2 separate regions of the Homo sapiens genome follow, and region 2 is linked to region 1. Evidence: chromatin contacts called from ENCODE Hi-C or POLR2A ChIA-PET data. All regions are on one chromosome and are shown on one strand. Each heading gives the region's core, a stretch centred on a gene start or an enhancer-like site at or near the end of the contact. The rest is flanking DNA. Distances are from core to core; before and after follow the strand shown.

Evidence for each region. Hi-C counts contacts between places; a loop is a spot of excess contacts on that map. ChIA-PET counts read pairs that join two places held with the same protein, here RNA polymerase II (POLR2A). Pooled maps may share reads with other maps.
Region 2: a map of sigmoid colon shows a loop between it and region 1 (4-fold over the local background). The contact joins the enhancer-like site here to the promoter of PIGY in region 1. A Hi-C loop is called at or near these places in 1 of 168 maps with a recorded cell type or tissue (sigmoid colon) and 6 of 50 pooled maps. POLR2A ChIA-PET finds 5 or more read pairs at or near these places in 1 of 52 experiments (HEK293T).

Annotation. Positions count from the first base shown.
Region 1 is chr4:88,522,368-88,527,809 of GRCh38, reverse strand. PIGY (phosphatidylinositol glycan anchor biosynthesis class Y) reads left to right here and starts at 4,034. Exons shown (of 2, transcript NM_001042616.3): 1 at 4,034-4,312. It overlaps PYURF (PIGY upstream open reading frame), which reads left to right and starts at 4,034. Exons shown (of 2, transcript NM_032906.5): 1 at 4,034-4,312. The coding sequence starts at 4,110. It overlaps PIGY-DT (PIGY divergent transcript), which reads right to left and starts at 4,000. Exons shown (of 2, transcript NR_134663.1): 1 at 3,878-4,000; 2 at 2,819-3,045. It also overlaps a transcript of HERC3 not described here and the pseudogene LOC100129137. RefSeq lists an enhancer at 4,677-4,736.
Region 2 is chr4:87,538,318-87,543,788 of GRCh38, reverse strand. No RefSeq gene overlaps it. Among named protein-coding and RNA genes, the nearest start is that of SPARCL1, 12 kb to the right of the region's middle. Within about 2 kb of position 3,233, at least 6 of the 41 ENCODE cell types and tissues checked have a DNase peak (open chromatin) inside an H3K27ac peak, as active enhancers do.

The DNA.
Region 1 (5,442 bases), core at 2,785-5,284:
TGGCCAAGATCACCTCAGCAAGGAGGATAACCGGCAGCAGAATGAACAAGGACATAAGCAGGCACCTGTTTTTCTTGACAGAACCTATGCAGCCCAGGAAGGCAACCACCGTGATAATGGAGACCACGATGACAAGCACATTGCCCGGCATGAGGGAGGGGAGCTTATGGAAGAGCACTCCCAAACTGTTGTGGATCAGCGGGTACATCCCCATAACTGCAGCAGCCACAGAACCAAAAGAGCAAGTTGGGCTGTGCGTGGTAGCTCACGCCTGTAATCCCAGGACTTTGGGAGGCTGAGGCGGGAGGATCACTTGAGCCCAGGAGTTCAAGACCAGCCTGGGCAACATAGTGAGACCCTGACTTTACAAAAAAAATTTTAGAAATTAGCCAGGTGTGGTGGTGCATGTGTGTGCCTATGGTCCCAGCTACTCAGGAAGCTGAGGTGGGAGGATTGTTTGAGCTCAGAAGGTGAAGGCTGCAGTCAGCTATGATGGAGCCACTGCACTCCAGCCTGGGAGATAGAGCAAGATCCTGTCTCAAAAAAAAAAAAAAGAAAGAAAGAGAGAAAGTGAGAGAGAGTAAGAAAGAAAGAAAGAAAAGAAAGAAAGACAGGACATACTTCCATAATTTCAAGCTACTTGTGCCCATGCTGGGATATTCTGGTCCTTTTGCAGGCACTAGTCCTCAGCCCTTCAGACAGAATTTGTGATTATCCTTCAGATGGCCAAAACAAGGCTGGTAACATTCATGTCTAGAGTTATTTCAAAACTCCTTTGATGTTTGAAACTAGCATTACTACTTTACTATTGAGGATAATTTTTTAATATGTTTATTGACCAACTGTATTTTCTTTTTTGCGAATTTTTCTTTTCAAATATTTTGTCCATTTATCTATTGGAAACTTGATTTTAATAAACTCATCATTAAAATTTATTAATAGGACTTTTATGATTTTTGTTTTTAAAATAAATGTTGGGCTGGGCACAGTGGCTTATGCCTGTAATCCTAGCACTTTGGGAGGCCAAGGTGGGTGGACTGCTTGAGCTCAGGAGTTCCAGACCAGCCTGGGCAACATGAAACACCATCTCTACAAAAAATACAAAAATTAGCTGGGTGTGGTGGCATGCACCTGTATTCCCAGCTACCTGGAGGCTGACATGCCAGGATTGCTTGAGTCTGGGAGGTCAAGGCTGCAGTGAGTCACGACTGCACCACTGTACTCCAGCCTGGATGACACAGAGAGAATCTGTCTCAAGAAAATAAAATAAAAATAAAAAATAAGTGTTGTCAAACTAAGAAACAATTGGCAAAATGAAAGTAAGTCTTTGTAATCACAGAAAGAAAAGATCAAGCAGAGATAAATGTTAGTTCAAATACTAAATGATGCCATCTAGTGGAAAATTTATTTTGACTCATTTCTTTGGATTGCAGGTTCACAAATTTCAATGCCCCCAAATTTGGAATTGACAGGCTCTGTTAAAATACATAGTCCAGCCCCTCTTCTGCCTAGAGATTTCTAACTTCATGTGTGTGATAATCCAAGAATTGTGTTTCAATAGTATCCATATTGGAAATTAGAAAAATTCCATTTCAGTTAAAAAGAGTGTCCCAGAAGTACCTTGTGCTTTCCCTTTCCATCAGAATGTTTACTAGTTTCACCATAATAAATAATTTTATTGCTAAACATTCTTTAAATGTGTTAGCCCCTGTGCTGTTTTACTTGAATTGTTTTATTTAGTCTGTTCAAACACTGTAAGTTACATACTATTATTATTGTATTTCACAAGTGAGAAGGTTGAGGGTGAGAACTTAAGTAGCTTCTCCAAGATCACACAGCTATATTGTATCTGAGCCCAGAAACCATCAGGTTATTGTGCACAGGCCTATGTGACACGAAAGGTCAGTCATGTGAATAGTGAAAAGGGACTAACTTTTAAAAGACCAGTTCCAGTCCCATGATCCTATCCTATCATCTACATTTAGCTTAGTATACTACAGGCAGAAATGAATTGTATTTCTTCATTACTAAGGGCTATTTAGGGACATATTGCTTTGATATGTTGCAACTTAATACACACATGGTGATAGTCATACATTCATATGTTCCTTAAATATTGGTTGTTGATTTCTGGTGTTATAAATTTGAGGATGTTTTCAATACTTTGCTGTTACTCTCTATTCTTCCCCTAAATAAAGTAAACTGAACTGCCTCAAACCCTCTATGTGGAGGCAAACTGAAACTAATTTATTTATAACTGGTTAGAAAACCCAGTTGATAGAGATCTGTCAGCCAAGCTAGCTGAGGCTTAAGCATGGGTGCCTTCCCCTACCCAACAAGCGCCAAGGGTTGGGCCCACTCAGCGCTTGCAGAAGTCAAGCGCTGTTTCTCCTTAAGCAGAAACTTATCTTTCCTACAGCTCACCCCTTCCCTTGAGCCCAAAGTATCAACTGACTTCAACTGAAAAATTAATTCCTGCTACTGCCCTAGTCGGAAATAGTGTGAAGGTGACATAGGAACTTTACAGTAGTTTCCCTTGAGGGTATGTCCCGATAACTGCCCTATTCTCTAGTCCGTTAGTAACTCTAATAACGGAAAGTTATGACTGTGAAAGATTGCTTTGTGAGGGAAGGAAGGTGAGGCAACCAGAGACTTTCATTATCTCTTAAATATCTATCCAGTAGAAGTGTTTCCTTTTTGGTATCCTATAAACTACATTAACCTTAGAAAATCTTCTGAGCATTAGTGAACAAAGAACATCAAAAAATAAACTGTTTTTTTTAAAAAAAACAGGATGGCCCAAAAAACAAACAAAAAATTAGGATGAACATATAAACATTTGTCAGTTTATTTTTACATTGGAGTGGAAGAGAAATTTGAAAATATAAACATATTTTTGGATTCTGTACTTCCAGCTCCAGGAACTCAAAGTGTGAAATGATAATGCCCAGTGATGCAAAAAAAAAGTTCAGGTTGATATTCAGCAGAACGGAGGGAAAAAATGGATGACTAATGAGAATCTTTGAGTCTTCGGACATGGAAAAACTAGATGAACTAAAAATAAAAATAGACAACATTAATGGAGCATTAATTTGTGCCAGGCACTTTTCTAAATGTTCTTCGAATGCACAATCACATTTATGCCCTACCTACAAGGTAGGTACAATTATTAGTCTTATACAGATAAGGAAAATGAGCAGTTAAGTCATTTGCCAAAGTCATCCAGCTACTAATTGTGGACAGGGAACCAAGCTGTCAGGCCCCAGAGCCCAAGTTCCCATCTACTACACTGTAAGAAAGAGATCTAACATGGTCACTTTCTTGGAGAGTGGGAAGCAAACCTGGGATACAAATTCACTGAATGGATCACCCACTCATTGAATGGATCTTTAACAGGCAGATCACATCTGCCTGTTACACAGCTATTTAGGCCCCTTGCGGCCTCCAAGCTCATTTATAGAAGTAAATTAGCTGTGCTTTATTACGCAAATACTTCACAATGACTGGGTCTCAGGCAGGAAGAATTTATATATTTTGGAGGGTCAGAGGCCTAGGCCCTTCCTTCCAGGTTCTCACTTTTTTTAATGAGAGAGAAAAAAGCCAAACAAGGTTACAGAAACTAATGGTATAGTAAAGATGTACATGAAACAAATGAGCGCTTTCAATACATCCATGACAATACATTCGGTACAATACATAACAGTGTGTTTGAAACTTCACTTGGAGGTAACCACGTAGGTCCAAGCCTAACTCCCTACAACTCTGAGGCCTGGCCACTGGCTTCCTAGCATCCTTGGACAGGCCCCGGTGAAAACCCAGACACCTTGACTTAAACACTGGTTTAGTTTGTAGTCTGGTAAGGCGGCGGGGCACTCACCAGAGGCCTCTGCCCTGGGGCTGTCCTCCGGACTATAGATGACGCCCGTGGGAAAAGCAGTCGGAGCAGAAGCACCCTCGGAACCAAAGCGCCCGCCCCGCCTACTCCTCGGCAGCGTTTCCTGGAGGACCAGGGGGCGGGGCCTGCCCGGCTGGCCTGGACGAACGGGAAGCCGGGAGCTCGGCCACGGGTGGCGAGGCTGCGGTGAGGCCTGGTCTCCGGCTGCCAGACCATGCTGAGTGGAGCACGCTGCAGGCTCGCCTCAGCGCTGCGGGGAACGCGCGCGCCGCCGTCCGCGGTCGCCCGTAGGTGCCTGCACGCGTCGGGGTCGCGGCCTTTGGCCGACCGGGGCAAGAAGACTGAGGAGCCGCCCCGCGACTTCGATCCGGCGCTGCTGGAGTTCCTGGTGTGCCCGCTCTCCAAGAAGCCGCTCAGGTAACTCGCTGGCCTTGGCCCTTCCTTTGCAGCCTCCCGGTGGGCGGAAAGGGAGCGGTGGACCGCGGCCTCTTGCAGCCACTGGGGCCTTGTAGGTCGGTCAGGTACTCTCCGCTGCCACATTCTGGACTCTGTCCTCGCCGGGCGCACAGCGGGCAGGACGGGGGAGACCGGAGGCCAGGGGAGCTGCGTCCCACATCTCCCAGAACGCAACGCCAGCCTGCGGGAATGGCTCGAAGCGTTTTAGGGTTCGCGACCGGCTGCGCATTGCAATCACCCGGGGACCGTTTTAAAAATGCCGATTCCCCGACAGCCCCCAAGACGGGCAGACTTGGAATGCTCGCGGGATGGGACCTGAACATTTGTATTTTCTTTTCCTTTTTTTTTTTCCTTTTAAGAGACAGGGTGCCCCCTACGTTGCCCAGACTGGCCTAGAACTCCCGCCTCAGCCTCCTCAGGAGTCGAGAGACAGGCGCCGCCCCCACGCCCAGCTTATCTGTGTTCTTAAACGGTCCCTAAATGATTTCTAATGTACCACCAGGTTTATGAACCACTGCGATTCAGGACAAGTCCGAAGCCTTCCGGTTTTTAAGCCAAGATAATGAAAAGTATTGTTGTACCCTCCAGATTCTTGTGAAAGTGTCTTGTACAACTGGTGCCTGACAATCTTAAGCAATTCAGCTGTGTTTGCTGCCCAGTGGCTCTTAGTTGTGGCCTAGCAGGTTTCGTAGAAGCCTCTTTAACTAGTTTTTGGGAAGACAGCTCTACAGTTTCCAAGCTACCAAAATTGAATATTGACAACACTAACGCTAGTATTACAAATCGCATAAACACCAAAATGTTATCAGTGGTTATCTTTGAATGGTAGATTGCTAGCAATTTTTCGTATTTCTTTTTCCCGTAATAAACATATTATTCAATTTTCTCGAACCTTGAAATTATCATTTGATTTACGTTTATAACTAGCTCACTGCAGACTTAGTGCTTTCGAAAGTTTCTTCATTTCTGCCCTCTCACCTTTTCCAGTGATTTCCTTCTAATGGATTAGTTAAGTTTCTCTACTTAGCATTTATTCTAAAATGAAGAAGTTGATTTTTCTCTAGTGTTTATTCCAGTAGTAAATTAACAGG
Region 2 (5,471 bases), core at 1,984-4,483, 980 kb after region 1:
GGCTCAATATTTGGGCCAAAGAGGGTAGACAAATCACGCAAATGCATGAGAATCCTGATGGTTCCTTACACATTACCCTTCCTGAAGTATGTTTGCCTTCTCTCAATTTGGTTCTCTTCAAGTAACACATCCATAGATTTGGAATTTTGGGGGCATGTGGGAAGGAATGATCTGGTGAATGAAGCAATCAATAGAGTTGCAAATGCTCATTTTACAAATATTTAAGTACTTGCCACTGTGGGGAATCAAGGTTATACAAGAAAATGATCCCTGGTGGGGCACAATGGTTCATGTCTGTAATCCCAGCACTTTGGGAGGCTCAGGGGGGAAGATCACTTGAGCTCAGGAGTTTGAGACCATCCTGAGCAACACAGGGAGACATCCATCCCTGGAAAAAAAAAATTTTTTTTAATTAGCCAGGCCTGGTGGCTTAAGCCTGTAGTCCCAGCTACTTGGAAGGCTGAGGTAGGAGGATCGCTTGAGCCTGGGAGGTCAAGGCTGCAGTGAGCCATGATTGGCCCATGGCACCCCAGCCTGGGTGACAGAGCAAGACCCTGAGGAAGGAAGGAAGGAAGGAAGGAAGGAGGGAGGGAGGGAGGGAGGGAGGGAGGGAAGGAAGAGAGAGAGAGAGAGAAAGAAAGAAAGAGAAAGAAAGGAAAGAAGGAAAGAAAGGAAAGGAGGAAGGAAGGATGGAAGGACAGAAGGAAGGAAGGGAAAGAAAGAAAGAGGGAAGGAAGGAAGAAAGAAAAAGAAAAGCAAGGAAAGAAAGAAGGAAAGAAAAGAAAGAAAGGAAAGGAGGAAGGGAGGAAGGAAGGATGGAAGGAAGGGAAAGAAAGAAGGAAGGAAGGAAGAAAGAAAGAAAAGAAAAGCAAGGAAAGAAAGGAAAGAAGGAAAGAAAAGAAAGAAAGGAAAGAAGGAAGGGAGGAAAGAAGGAAGGAAGGAAAGAAAAGAAAGGAAAGAAAGAAAGAAAAAAGAAAGAAGGAAGGAAGGAAAGAAAGAAAAAGAAAGAAAGAAAGAAAGAAAGAAGAGAAAGAAAGAAAGAAGAGAAAGAAAGAAAGAAGAAAGAAAGAAAGAAAGAAAGAAAGAAAGAAAGAAAGAAAGAAAGAAAGAAAAGAAAGAAAGAAAGAAAGAAAGAAAGAATCCCTGTTTGAAAATATTACCTAGTAAGGGATAGAGGACTCTGTATTACACAATGAAAAGTGAAAAATGCCAGAGAAAAAATTAAATGAATATGCTATTCCCCTATGACACAGGACAGAGCCAGAGATGGGAAGTGAAGGGCAAATGAGGGTGATGAGCCACTCCTTCCGAGCCAACTCGTCCTATCGCACTTGCTCTGAGCAGAGTGTTCCAAACACTTTATCAAAAATAATACGTTATTGAAGTTCAGAGAAAGAATAACCTCTTATCAGATATAGCAAAGAAGGATTCTTGGAAAGGAGACATCTAAAGTTCGACTTTGAAAGATTGGTAAGATTTAAACATGAAGGTTTCAGGCAGAAGAAGCCACCTTAGTCAAAGGAGTGAGGCAGAAAATTACAAAGTAAGTCAAGGAAAGGAGAAAAAGTTGATGTTCACATAAGTGAAGGGAAGATATTACATAAAGTGGCAGATGGCTTTAAAATGCCTGGCTCACGAGTTTAGAATTGACTTGGTAGGCAGTGGGAAGCTATTGAAAACTTTTAAGCAGGAGAGGAACATGATGTGAATTACACTTTGAGAGGGTGAAATTGTTTAAAATAGTGTTTAAGATAGATTGGGTTGGAAAGAGAAGGAAGTCTCTGGAACTGTGCTCAAAGCTTAGTGTTCAGTGGCCCAGCCCAGCTCACAGACCCGTTTTATTTGGCACAAAGACTATTGGTCAATATTTAATAATCCCATAAAATGTTAGATTTCTGGTTTCTCTCTAAAACAGTAAAATGATCAGACAATGTTGGGCTGCCATTTCCCTGTGACAATAAAGCTACAAGAATTGAGTAGCAGCTGCCACCTTCAGATGGACTACATATTTTCCATTTCCCAAGTCCCATGCACCCCCTCTTGTCTTCCTAACACAAAGGCCATGTGTCAGCTGCCAGTCATCCCTGCCTGTGTTGGGAGAGTGTCGTTTTCTTACTTCGGGCCCCCTTCGTTAATTTCTGTGGCCTCCCTGGCCCTTGAGGGCAATTTGCATTTGTGAATGTGAGTCCAGAGGTAGGGAAAACAGTCAGACGTGAAGTGATTGGGGCTTTCATCAGGGATTAGAGCATAGGAATGAAAAAGGGCATGTGCAGGAAATATTTGTCCTGTGCTTTTACAGATCTCAACCAACTTTAGCACACAACATGAGAAGCGCTAACAACATGGACAAAAAGCTTATAATTATAAAGATTTTTACTGCATTTCCTCCGAAAAGTAACTGTAATGTATTCAAAAAGTTATTCTTCTGTGTTCTTTTATAAATGTTTGTAGAGTAATGAATGCTGTTATAAATATTATATCAAGTTCTTAGAAAATCATTCATGACTCAGTTTCTCCAGCTATAAATTGTAATTGCCAATGAATTACCCCATAGTAAATTGTGTTTTTTTCAGGCATGAGATGTGTTTCAGTCAATTGGTGAGGATCATTAGTAAAAGGGCAAAATTGGTTCAGGGGTAGCTAGAATTCTATTCTTTTATATATAAAACACAGATACAGATAATATTATATAAATAGATATACGGTGTATCTGGAGTATTAAAATTTCATGGTGGGAGGAGACATTCAGGAAAAAAATGTTCAAAAAGCTCCTTGGGGGAGTGACAATGAAAAGAAATTTTTAAGAAATACTGAGCTAGCGAGGACAGGCATTGTGCAAATCATTCATTTTTGTCTCATTTCAAGTTGCCAGCCAGTTAATGCCAATGTAGACTCTAAACAGTCCGAATTTGGCTCGCCTAACATTTGCTAGAGACAAAGCCTCAGCTGCATCCCTGACGTTGTACAATCAGACCACGCAAAATCTAACAAACCCATTGCTCCTTCACAAGGGAAATATCAACAAAAATACAAATACCGTTGCTCAAAACCAACAAGAAAACACAACCATTGGAGCAAATTTCCAGAATAGGCTTTGCGTCATTGCACAAGCAGTACTTCTTAGTCTAAAACATCTTGCTCTGGGAACTGAACACTACAGCCAAGAAAACATCAGACATTTGGAGAAGAGCGGCGTTTGGCTAATAACAGCAAAGTGACCTCACCCATGAGAAGGCCCAAGTATAAACTTCTGTCTTGGTGAATAAGACGCAGCCTGCAAGTCAAATGCACAGAAATATAAAGTTCAGCTGCACCTCACTTGGACAAGAGATCTGTACACCAGGCGATTTGATACATTGGGTTCTGTGTCTATCCCAAGGTGAGGTCAGAATGAAAGAGTAGCTACATAGCTCATGCGGTTATTACCCAGCCAACCCAAATTCTCCCAAACTCAATGAGGGCTCTGTCTGAGAAAAGACAACGGCATAAAACTCAAGGAATTTATGTGAGCAGCTGCTGTGTTTGCATAGCTTGACTAAAGGGATATGTTTCACCCCTCTGCCTAAAAATCGTCATTCTTCACATATAGTATTAGCAGTTCATGTGAAAAGAGGAGGCGTTCTATATCCTATTACAGAGGTTCCTTGACACAATCTTCAACAATATTCAGCTTTCTTTCTTTTTTTTATTTTATTATTATTATGCTTTAAGTTTTAGGGTACATGTGCACGATGTGCAGGTTAGTTACATATGCATACATGTGCCATGCTGGTGTGCTGCAGCCATTAACTCGTCATTTAGCATTAGGTATATCTCCCAGTGCTATCCCTCCCCCCTCCCCGCACCCCACAACAGTCCCCAGAGTGTGCTCTTCCCCTTCCTGTGTCCATATGTTCTCATTGTTCAGTTCCCACCTATGAGTGAGAATATGCGGTGTTTGGTTTTTTGTTCTTGCGATAGTTTACTGAGAATGATGATTTCCAATTTCATCCACGTCCCTATAAAGGACATGAACTCATCATTTTTTATGGCTGCTAGTATTCCATGGTGTATATGTGCCACATTTTCTTAATCCAGTCTATCATTGTTGGACATTTGGGTTGGTTCCAAGTCTTTGCTATTGTGAATAATGCCACAATAAACATACGTGTGCATGTGTCTTTATAGCAGCATGATTTATAGTCCTTTGGGTATATACCCAGTAATGGGATGGCTGGGTCAAATGGTATTTCTAGTTCTAGATCCCTGAGAAATCACCACACTGACTTCCACAAGGGTTGAACTAGTTTACAGTCCCACCAACAGTGTAAAATTGTTCCTATTTCTCCACATCCTCTCCAGCACCTGTTGTTTCCTGACTTTTTAATGATTGCCATTCTAACTGGTGTGAGATGGTATCTCATTGTGGTTTTGATTTGCATTTCTCTGATGGCCAGTGATGGTGAGCATTTTTTCATGTGTTTTTTGGCTGCATAAATATCTTCTTTTGAGAAGTGTCTGTTCATGTCCTTCACCCACTTTTTGATGGGGTTGTTTGTTTTTTTTCTTGTAAATTTGTTTGAGTTCATTGTAGATTCTGGATATTAGCCCTTTGTCAGATGAGTAGGTGGCGAAAATTTTCTCCCATTTTGTAGGTTGCCTGTTGAGAAAAACAAGCAATGGGGAAAGGATTCCCTATTTAATAAATGGTGCTGGGAAAACTGGCTAGCCATATGTAGAAAGCTGAAACTGGATCCCTTCCTTACACCTTACACAAAAATTAATTCAAGATGGATTAAAGACTTAAACGTTAAACCTAAAACCATAAAAACCCTAGAAGAAAACCTAGGCATTACCATTCAGGACATAGGCATGGGCAAGGACTTCATGTCTAAAACACCAAAAGCAATGGCAACAAAAGCCAAAATTGACAAATGGGATCTAATTAAACTAAAGAGCTTCTGCACAGCAAAAGAAACTACCATCAGAGTGAATATTCAGCTTTCTTATTGGCCTTCATCATCATCGCCATTATTATCATATATTGAACCCCAGTCTAGTCATGAATTGGGCAAAGCACTATGCAAACATCATCTCTTTTCCTCGCAGCTACCCTATTAGACAGGTTTTATTATCATCCTTATTGGACACATAAGGATAATGAGACACAGAGAGAGAGGTTAAGTAACTTGCCCAACATCACACAGCTAGGAAGCATCAGAGCTGGAACTTGAATTCAGGTCTTTCTGACTCATCAATTTTCTGCTATACTTCCTCCAGTGACAGCAAGGATTTTAAATACACTTTCCTTCCTTACAGGGCTTGATTGGTGTAATTTAGCTTGAGGAATAGAACTTATTTCTGGTAGTATTCAGTGGCATCAGTGATTAGCAAAACCCTCCAGGCCTTTTTTATGTCTTATGATAGCCTAGCACCTGATAGGGAGGTAGCATGAAGGATTAAAGGGTTAAGAAAACAACAGGCAGTGAACT